3 separate regions of the Homo sapiens genome follow, and all the other regions are linked to region 2. Evidence: chromatin contacts called from ENCODE Hi-C or POLR2A ChIA-PET data. All regions are on one chromosome and are shown on one strand. The core of a region is the stretch at or near the end of the contact, and the rest is flanking DNA. Distances in the headings are between cores, read along the strand shown. Region 1 has its middle 190 kb from the start of NDUFV2. Region 2 holds the start of RALBP1 (ralA binding protein 1). Region 3 overlaps MTCL1 (microtubule crosslinking factor 1).

Region 1 (2,776 bases), core at 221-2,720, 560 kb after region 2:
AATAATTAGAACAGAACAGAACAGGATAGGGATTTTCACAGTGCTTTTCTATACAATGTCTGTAATCTATAGATAACATAACCGATTAGGTCAGGGGTCTATCTTTAACTACCAGGCCCAGGGTGTGGCGCCGGGCTATCTGCTTGTGGATTTCATTTCTGCCTTTTAGTCTTTACTTCTTCTTTCTTTGGAGGCAGAAATTGGGGATAAGACAATATGAGGGGTGGTCTCCTCCCTTATTCTGAGTAGCTGGGATTACAGGCATGCACCACCATGCCCAGCTAATTTTTGCATTTCTAGTAGAGACAGGGTTTCACTTAAAATTTTTAGTGTATAAATAGGAAGGCTGAGTGTGGTGGCTGATGCCTATAATCCTAGCATTTGGGGAGACCAAGGCTGGAGGATCTCTTGAAACCAAGAGTTCGAGACTACCCTAGGCAAAATAGCTGGAACTCATCTCAATAAAAAAATTTAGCTGGATGTAGTGGCTCACACCTGTAGTCCCAGCTACTAGGGAGGCTAAGGAAGGAAGATCACTTGAGCCCAGGAGTTCAAGGCTGCAATGAGCTACGATTGTGGCACTGCATTCTAGTCTGGGAAACAGAACGAGACCTTAACTCTTAAAAAATAAAAAAAAAGAATGGGGAAAGTTGAACTTCTAAAAATAACCCCATATGGATATACTTGTCAGATCTGCTAAGTATTTCTACTCATAAGGGCGTAACTATCCTTTTTCTCACTCATACATATATTTAAACACTAAATTAGTCAATGCTACTAGGCCTGCCTTTTATTTCCCAGAATAGTGTTTGTTTGGAGAAAATCTAGAGGTATCTGACTTTTACAATAAAATGCAAAAACAAAGCATTCTTAAGCCACTCAGTGTTTTAAAAAAGAATGAAACAACCAAACACAACTGTGGTCTTTGGCTAACTTTCTAGAGAGAAGAAAACAAGCCATCTGCCGGTAACAGGCGGCTCTGGGGATGGCTGATCACAGGGCCGAATGAAATATTCGTAGTAATTAGTGGCAGCACCAAAATAGAAACTTCAGCAGTGCTTTTCCTGTTGTTATGGTGACAGCCCCCCAACAGCCCACCTCCCCGCAAAGACCCTGGCTTGGTGCATTCTGTGGCCTTCCATCTGGTGCCCTCCCATTGAATGCAGAGAAACTAAACTGACTGCTCATTTGTCCCCTCGAGGTTGTGTGTGTGTGCCGGGCTGCCAGGAGGAGGAGGGCGTGGACTGGAAGATTCCACAGGGCTGGGCCAAGGCTGTCCCCTGTGCTCAGCCAGAGCGACAGGAGAGCAGCTGATAGCCCAGGCTGCCAGACAGGTGCTGTCAAGGGGCCGAAAACTCACTGATGTCAGGAGACGGCACCCGGGTAATGATGAATGAGGCCTGGCCTGTGACAAACAGGCTCTTAACCTGCCGGTGTGGCAGGAGGAAGTGCTCCCTAGGGCTTCAAGTTACCTGAACAGCCCACACATTTGTCCCCTCTTGTTGAGCAATTTCCGTAGGTCCTTCAGAAGTTGTTAGGTGTCAACATTCTTGTTGCTCTGCTAAAAATCTAAGAATTTGGCCAAAAAGTCTGGTTTGCTCCTGCTCAAAGATTGAAGAAATAGAAATTGGGCTGCTTATTTTCCTTAGTCTTATTCATTTTGGAGCTCAATGTTTAAAACATTGATTTGAGCATCAATATTACATGCTGTTGTCAATGCCGTCTCTCTGGAGTCCCCAGGGACTGCAAATTGAGGAAACTGTTTAGGACGTAGCTTCTCTGTCAAGGCACCAGGAAGTATGGAGGTGGCACAAAAAAGTGCTTTGGAAAAAACGTGAGCTGCACTTAGGAAAAGGGTTTGATTTGCCATGGCATAAGTCTAAGTTTTTGGATATTTTATTCCCTTAATAAATCTTTCTTATATTTTGCTACCCTGTGGTCTGGAGTATTTGTGTAATGGATAGAGTTGATATAATTTGTCTGCTGCCCAGTGAGGCGATCTCATGACATTTCTGGGTAAAGGCTGCTGACAGGAAACACACATTTTCTTCTTTTTTTTTTTTTCTAGAGACAAGGTCTCATCCTGTCACCTAGCCTGGAGTGCAGTCATACAATCACAGCCTACTGCAGCCTCAAACTGAAGGGCCTAAGTGATCCTCCTACCTCCGCCTCCTAAGTAGCTGGGATTTCAGGTGTACACCATCACACCTGGCTAATGCTTTATTTTAATTAATTTTTGTAGAGCTGGGGTCTGGCTATGTTGCCCAGGCTGGTCTCAAACTCCTGGCCTCAAACAATCCTCCCACCTTGGCCTCCAAAACTGCTGGGATTACAAGCATGAGCCATTGTGCCTGGCCTTAGGAATATAGGCTTTCAAGTCACACCAGTCCCTATTTATATAAACCACAGCCTCAGGGTTTGCAAAGTAGGTGGCTGTCAGTTTTTCTTTCCCAGAGCCTACCTGGGGGTTGATAATCTGCACATAGGCTGGACACAGTCCTGTGAAACAGAATCATTTTGGGTAGCAATTTACTGGATTATAGACTGTTAGAGCTGGATGCTCTCAGGGGTTATCAAGTCACATTTGTCAGAAAAGCAAATGGGTCAGTGAACTGCTGCTTACAGGCAGAGCAGGGCTTGGGGTCCTAGCACCTCCCTCCATCCCAAAGCCCTCTATAGTCTAATTTAATTAGAGATGTTTGCACATGTGTAGTGTATGTGTGGAGGGGTGGAGGGTAGGTGTGTCGGGTGGACTAAAAAGAAAATAGATGTGGCA
Region 2 (2,700 bases), core at 131-2,630:
CTACCCCACTTGGATCTACCAGATACTTTGAATGAGAGGTGGAAACCACTCTACTGACCTCCTTCCTACCCCTACTACCGCCACTCCAGCTTACAGTAATTATTTTCACAAAGACAGAAAGGAGTTATCAAATGACCACAATAACTCTAAAAACAGAAAGTGAGGTGATCTTTCTTATTCACAGTCCCACTTATTCATTTAGAAATGCTGAGCACCAAAACAAAACCTTATCACAAGTTCAGTATTTCGTTAATAACTGCCAAGTATAATGGAATACTCCCCAAAGTACTGCAGCATTAGAACATGACCACTCCACTAAATTAAAAATTCAGCGAAAGCTTTTCTAACAAGGCTGGATGGAGCACTAACTCAACGGCCAAACGGCTGCACTTCCTGTATATGCACGTTCAAAACACCTCGAATTAACATGCTAGGGACCTTGAAGAATTGTACTAGGCCTTGCTCAAGAGGAAGGCTTTGTAATACTGAATCCCAAAACTTGAAACAGCAGAATTACTTCAGGGAAGACGGAGGTGTTAAATATTCTGTAAAACCTGTTTCACTCTCACAACGATCAGTTTTAAAAAAAAGAGGGAGAACACTGACCTCATTAAGAGCATTCTGACAACACACATAGTTGAACATGAGTTGTGAAAAGAATTTTCAACTTCAGATCTGTCTGTCCATTCCCACTGAAACCTGAAGGAAGGATCGCAGCACCCAAAGGCGCCCACTGCTCAGTGCCAGCGGTGGGCGACACCAGGAGCCTGTCCTGGTCCCCTGGGTAAGCCCTGGAGCCTGGCCACTATGCCGGGCACGATCCACCAACCGTGAGGGCTGGGTCCCCTAGCCTCTGTCCAGGCGCCCCCCAAGAGCTTCCCCGAGGCCTGGGGACTCCTAACTCTCCACCCCCGGCCCCCGAGAGCACCACAAACGAGGACGCCACGAAGGGAGGCCCGTCGGCCAGTGGGAGGGACGCACGGCCAAGGGGGGCGAAAACTGGGGCGAAGCTTTCCGGGGAGGAACCCACGCCAGGGGCAGCCACGCCCCCCACCCCCAACTTCAAACCCGAGCGCTGCGAGCACCGAGCCCCACACGCTGCCTGACAGACGCGGGCGCGAGGCCGGCGCGGGAGAGGGTTCCTCGGGCACTCCAGGGGTATCGCCGCGACCCTAGCACGCGACCGCTCCCTGCGACTGACCTGTGCCTGCCGCCGCGCGACCGTCCGCCCCGCCGCAGCCTCCGCCTCCTCGCGCTCACGCTGCCGCCGCAGCCACCGGAGCCGCCTCCTGCGCTGCGCCCCAGGCCGGCCTCGGGCGCCCCATTCCCACCCCGCCCAGCCTCTGCCTGTTTACAATGATTGGGACGGAACGGGACGAGGCGGTCCAGCGCGCACGCGCATTCCCTCCTCCCGCCGCAGCCGGCTTCCCGGATCCTCCTCTCCGCTCAGACGGCTGAAGCCGTCAAGGGCAGGCGACCTGGGCTCTCGCGCGGGGCGCGCTGGGAGGCGTAGTTCCCAAGGCCCCGGCGTCCAGCCAGCCCGAAGGCCTCTCGCCAAGGAAGCAAACTACAACACCCAGGAGGCACCGCGCCCCCTTCGTCCCCAGGCTCGCTGAGGAGACTGAAGAAGAGCGCGAGAGAACGCGCCGAGGGCCAGTGCTCTGCAGGCGCCTGCGCAGTCGGTGGCCTTGCGGGTTTCGGGGACGGACGGCTTACCCCGGTGTGGTGCTGGCGAAGGTGGCTCGCGGGCATCTCCTGCAACGGCCTTGAGGATGGAAAGGGCTTTCCTCTCCACGCTCTGGCCAGCCTGCGCCTCAGCTCCCGAAGTTGAGAGCTTTCCTTGCGCCAGCGTGCTTTAGTCGTTCCAACCAGTTAAACCAGACTGGGGGCCGCCCGGCTGGCCGCTGGGTGGGGCGGCTGCCCCGCCTTCGACTGGGTGTGGGATTGGAGGAAAGAGCGCCGTGGGCCTGTAGGGATAGGCGGGAATAAACCTCTGTCGGGAACATCCACGGAATTCCTGAAGCGGGTGTGGGCTTCTGCAGGGCTTCAGCGCGCCCCCGGCTCAGCAGTTACCGAGCAGCCCCCGAGGAAAGCTGCCCAGTCCGTGTTTGGCTGGCAGTAGAGATAACTGAATTTCTTCGAGAAGCCTTTCACCCAGGCTTGTTGAGTTGCTCTGCTAATGCGTAGCGAAGGCTGGAAACGGCTTCAGCAGTCTTCGTGTTTTCTGAAATGTGGCAGTTTATTAGGGGAGAGGAGGGACTTGGAATAGACGACCCTACCTGTCACTCGCATTCCTACGTGCAGCACTCTGTGGCACTTCGTTGCCCGTTTAGATTGGCCGCTGCTATCCATCTTGCTCTCTGCTCCCACATCAGCTTTCCTCAAAGCGGGCGGTAAATTTGTCCCTAGTACTCTGCGCTCCCTACTCAGTAAAGTTCAACCCCTGGGGCCTTAGATTCATTCAGGGGCCTCCCACGAGTGGATACGGGATGGTCTGAGGTAGCCATTGGTCTTTGACTTTCGGAAAAGCCTTCTCATGGCTCCTCTCGCAGTAGAACAGTCTTCTCTGACCACTGGGTTGGGCAGGTGAGCATGGCAGTGACAATTCTCTGCCTGTGACAGCACTGATTCGGCCAAGGGGCAGGCACTGATCCACGCTGGGCCTTATGGAGGCCTTGCCTGAAGCTGCTATGTGGATGC
Region 3 (2,838 bases), core at 39-2,538, 720 kb after region 2:
GTCTTTGGGGACCCTACCTTGTAGCTCTCTGGCTGACAGTTCCACGGTGCTAATGCTGCTCCCCTCACTCATCACTAGGGTGTCTGCAGTGCCCTTTGCTTTGCAAGTGTCACATCCACCAGGGACTGGGGCCTTAGACAACGACAGCCACTAGGAGATAGAAATCCAGCTAACTTCACAGGGAAGGGCTCTAAGAGGAGACCTTGCCCACTAAATATATTCCTTGGGATTCACTGCAACTTCTTTGGGAATTCAGAGGCTTTTTGAAGCACCCTGCGGTTTGGCCACATCCCAGATGCTCAGAACTGACAATGGCTGGATTCTGGACCTCACTGCATAAAGAGATAAAAACACTCCTATTTTTCCTTTCTTCCTCACCTTTAAAGGCTCTAAATTTTTCTTTTCTCCAACAAGTTTGCCTCTCTCCTTCAACATTCCTGAAACTCCACCTAAGTGAGAATTTGGATCTCTTGCCTTTGAGATATATATACATATATATACACATATATACACACACATATATACACACATATATATACACACATATATACATATATACACACATATACACACATATACACATATATACACATATATACACATATATACATATATACACATATATACACATATACACACATATATACATATATACACATATATACATATATACACATATATACATATATACACATATATATACACACACATATATATACACACATACATACACACACACACTTCTTTTTCATGGCTAAGGCTGAAATCTCACACTGTTCTGTAGTGGAAATGTGACATGGGTTAGAAGTCACCGCATGGTCTGACGACCTCCAGAAAGGCCCTGACCTACAAGAGAGACCCCAGTATGAACGTGTTAAATCTTGTGCATGGTTATTCTTTATTTTTTTAGAGAGGGTCTTGCTCTGTCTCCCAGGCTGGAGTGCAGTGGTGCGATCTTGGCCCACTGTAGCCTCAAATTCCTGCACTCAAGAAATCCTCCCACCTCAGCCTCCTGAGTAGCTGGGATTACAGGTGTGCACCACCACACCTAAGTAATGTTTTTGTTTATAGAGACAAGGTTTTGCTATGGTGACCAGGCTGGTTTTGAACTCCTGGGCTCCAGTGATCTTCCTGCCTTGGCCTCCCAAAGTGCAGGGATTACAGGCATGAGCCACCATGCCTGGCTAATAATTCTTACTCTGAATACAGACCTAACAAAATAGATGAAAAGAATCACATCTGTGTCATGCTTCATAACTTACTGTATAACCTCCAAAACCACATCCTCCTCCGTGCCCCACTCCCTGTGAACATTCTGTTGACTTGATTGGACTATATTCTCTGAAAGAGGATGATAGTCTGTCTTTTAAAGGTGGTTTAGACTCTAAAAATAGTCATGATCTGCCACAAAATAGGTCAGGTTCTCCTGGGGCCACCCGAGAGATGTCCTGGAACTCAGAAGCTGCATGGCCTCAGGAAGGTTTTCTGGGACAGACCTGGTCCCAGGGAGAGTGAGGAGAAGCGTGTGAGATGTCCCTGAAGTGCTCCTGGGAGAAATGACAGCTGGCTTGGTTCATCAGCATTTCATAAAGAGTAACACTCACACACGCTGCAAGACTGGGGCCAAAGAACGACCTCGCCACCACCCAATCCCTTGTTAAACTCCAACCTGTTGAGGAGAAAATCAAGGACTAAACACGGTGCTTTGTGCTGATGTGGTCATTTTCATTTCAAACCAATCCCGGTTAAAACAACAAAAGCAACAAACGACATCCCAAATAGCACCTGCGACCTTGGCAGGAGAAGGCCTAGGTCCTGCCCCTCGTCCTGTCACGCGTGTGACCTTGGGCAAGTCCTTTGGTGGCGCTGAGCCACAGTCGTCCTATGCATTAAGAAGTTACCATTTAACTCAGAGTGGCAGCAAGAGCAGCCGTGGCACGGGGGCATTTGGTGCAACAGGCGGTGTTACTCAAATGTGCTGTGTCGCTAACATAGCCACTTTCACAAAAAAGTGACCGAAGCACTCCCAGATATTATCAGTGATTCAAGATAACCCCTGCAGGACCAAACGCACCAGGCTGCTCACATCAGGGGCTCTCTGATGCCACCAGGTAAAAAGGACCAGGGAGTCAGGGCAGAGCTGGAGACTCTCAGGTGTACTCCACCTGCAAGCTATGTTCTTCCCATCAAAAAGATTGAAGAGCTAAGCCCTCTTTCCACTAATACTTACTTCATACATCAGAGAGACAGGGACCAAGAAATGGAGAACAAGAGAGAATATAAAACAGAATTGGGAAGAAAAAGGCAACATTAGATAGCAGGCATTTTGCAGAACTGCACGCATCTATACTAAAGCTACTAGGAACCTGGGTGGCTATGGCTGCAAAAATACAAATTTAAAACTCTGCATCTATCATAAGATTCCATCAAAATCTTACAAAACGACTTGGTTCCCTTTTCTCTCTGACATTACTGGTATCTCATTACCAGGCACTTGATGGATTTACTTTGCTTGTTTCCTGTAATGCTGTCTCATCATTCTAACATGTTATAAAGCCAAGGGCAAGAACTGAACCCTTTACTTCTTCCATATTCCCAAAAGCTCCTGGTAGAGTATTATACACTTATACACATGGGGTTATTTTATAGATGCTTGCTTAAAAATAAAGGAGAGGCCAGGCGCGGTGGCTCACGCCTGTAATCCCAGCACTTTGGGAAGCCAAGGTGGGCAGATCGCTTGAGGCCAGGAGTTCGAGACCAGCCTGGGCAACACGGTGAAACCCCGTCTCTATTAAAATTACAAAAATTAGCCAGGCGTGGTGGTGCACACCTGTGATC

Evidence for each region. Hi-C counts contacts between places; a loop is a spot of excess contacts on that map. ChIA-PET counts read pairs that join two places held with the same protein, here RNA polymerase II (POLR2A). Pooled maps may share reads with other maps.
Region 1: a loop to region 2 is called in a pooled map, with 5 times the contacts of the local background. The contact joins the enhancer-like site here to the promoter of RALBP1 in region 2. A Hi-C loop is called at or near these places in 4 of 50 pooled maps.
Region 3: a loop to region 2 is called in a map of naive thymus-derived CD4-positive, alpha-beta T cell, with 10 times the contacts of the local background. The contact joins the enhancer-like site here to the promoter of RALBP1 in region 2. A Hi-C loop is called at or near these places in 1 of 168 maps with a recorded cell type or tissue (naive thymus-derived CD4-positive, alpha-beta T cell) and 4 of 50 pooled maps. POLR2A ChIA-PET finds 5 or more read pairs at or near these places in 1 of 52 experiments (WTC11).

What each region holds. Positions count from the first base shown.
Region 1 is chr18:8,911,110-8,913,885 of GRCh38, reverse strand. No RefSeq gene overlaps it. Among named protein-coding and RNA genes, the nearest start is that of NDUFV2, 190 kb to the left of the region's middle. Within about 2 kb of position 1,470, at least 6 of the 41 ENCODE cell types and tissues checked have a DNase peak (open chromatin) inside an H3K27ac peak, as active enhancers do.
Region 2 is chr18:9,474,193-9,476,892 of GRCh38, reverse strand. It overlaps RALBP1 (ralA binding protein 1), which reads right to left and starts at 1,380. Exons shown (of 10, transcript NM_006788.4): 1 at 1,202-1,380. RefSeq lists enhancers at 750-809, 548-1,416 and a silencer at 1,040-1,449.
Region 3 is chr18:8,754,206-8,757,043 of GRCh38, reverse strand. All of the region lies in intron 3 of MTCL1 (microtubule crosslinking factor 1), which reads right to left. Among named protein-coding and RNA genes, the nearest start is that of GACAT2, 48 kb to the right of the region's middle. Within about 2 kb of position 1,288, at least 3 of the 41 ENCODE cell types and tissues checked have a DNase peak (open chromatin) inside an H3K27ac peak, as active enhancers do.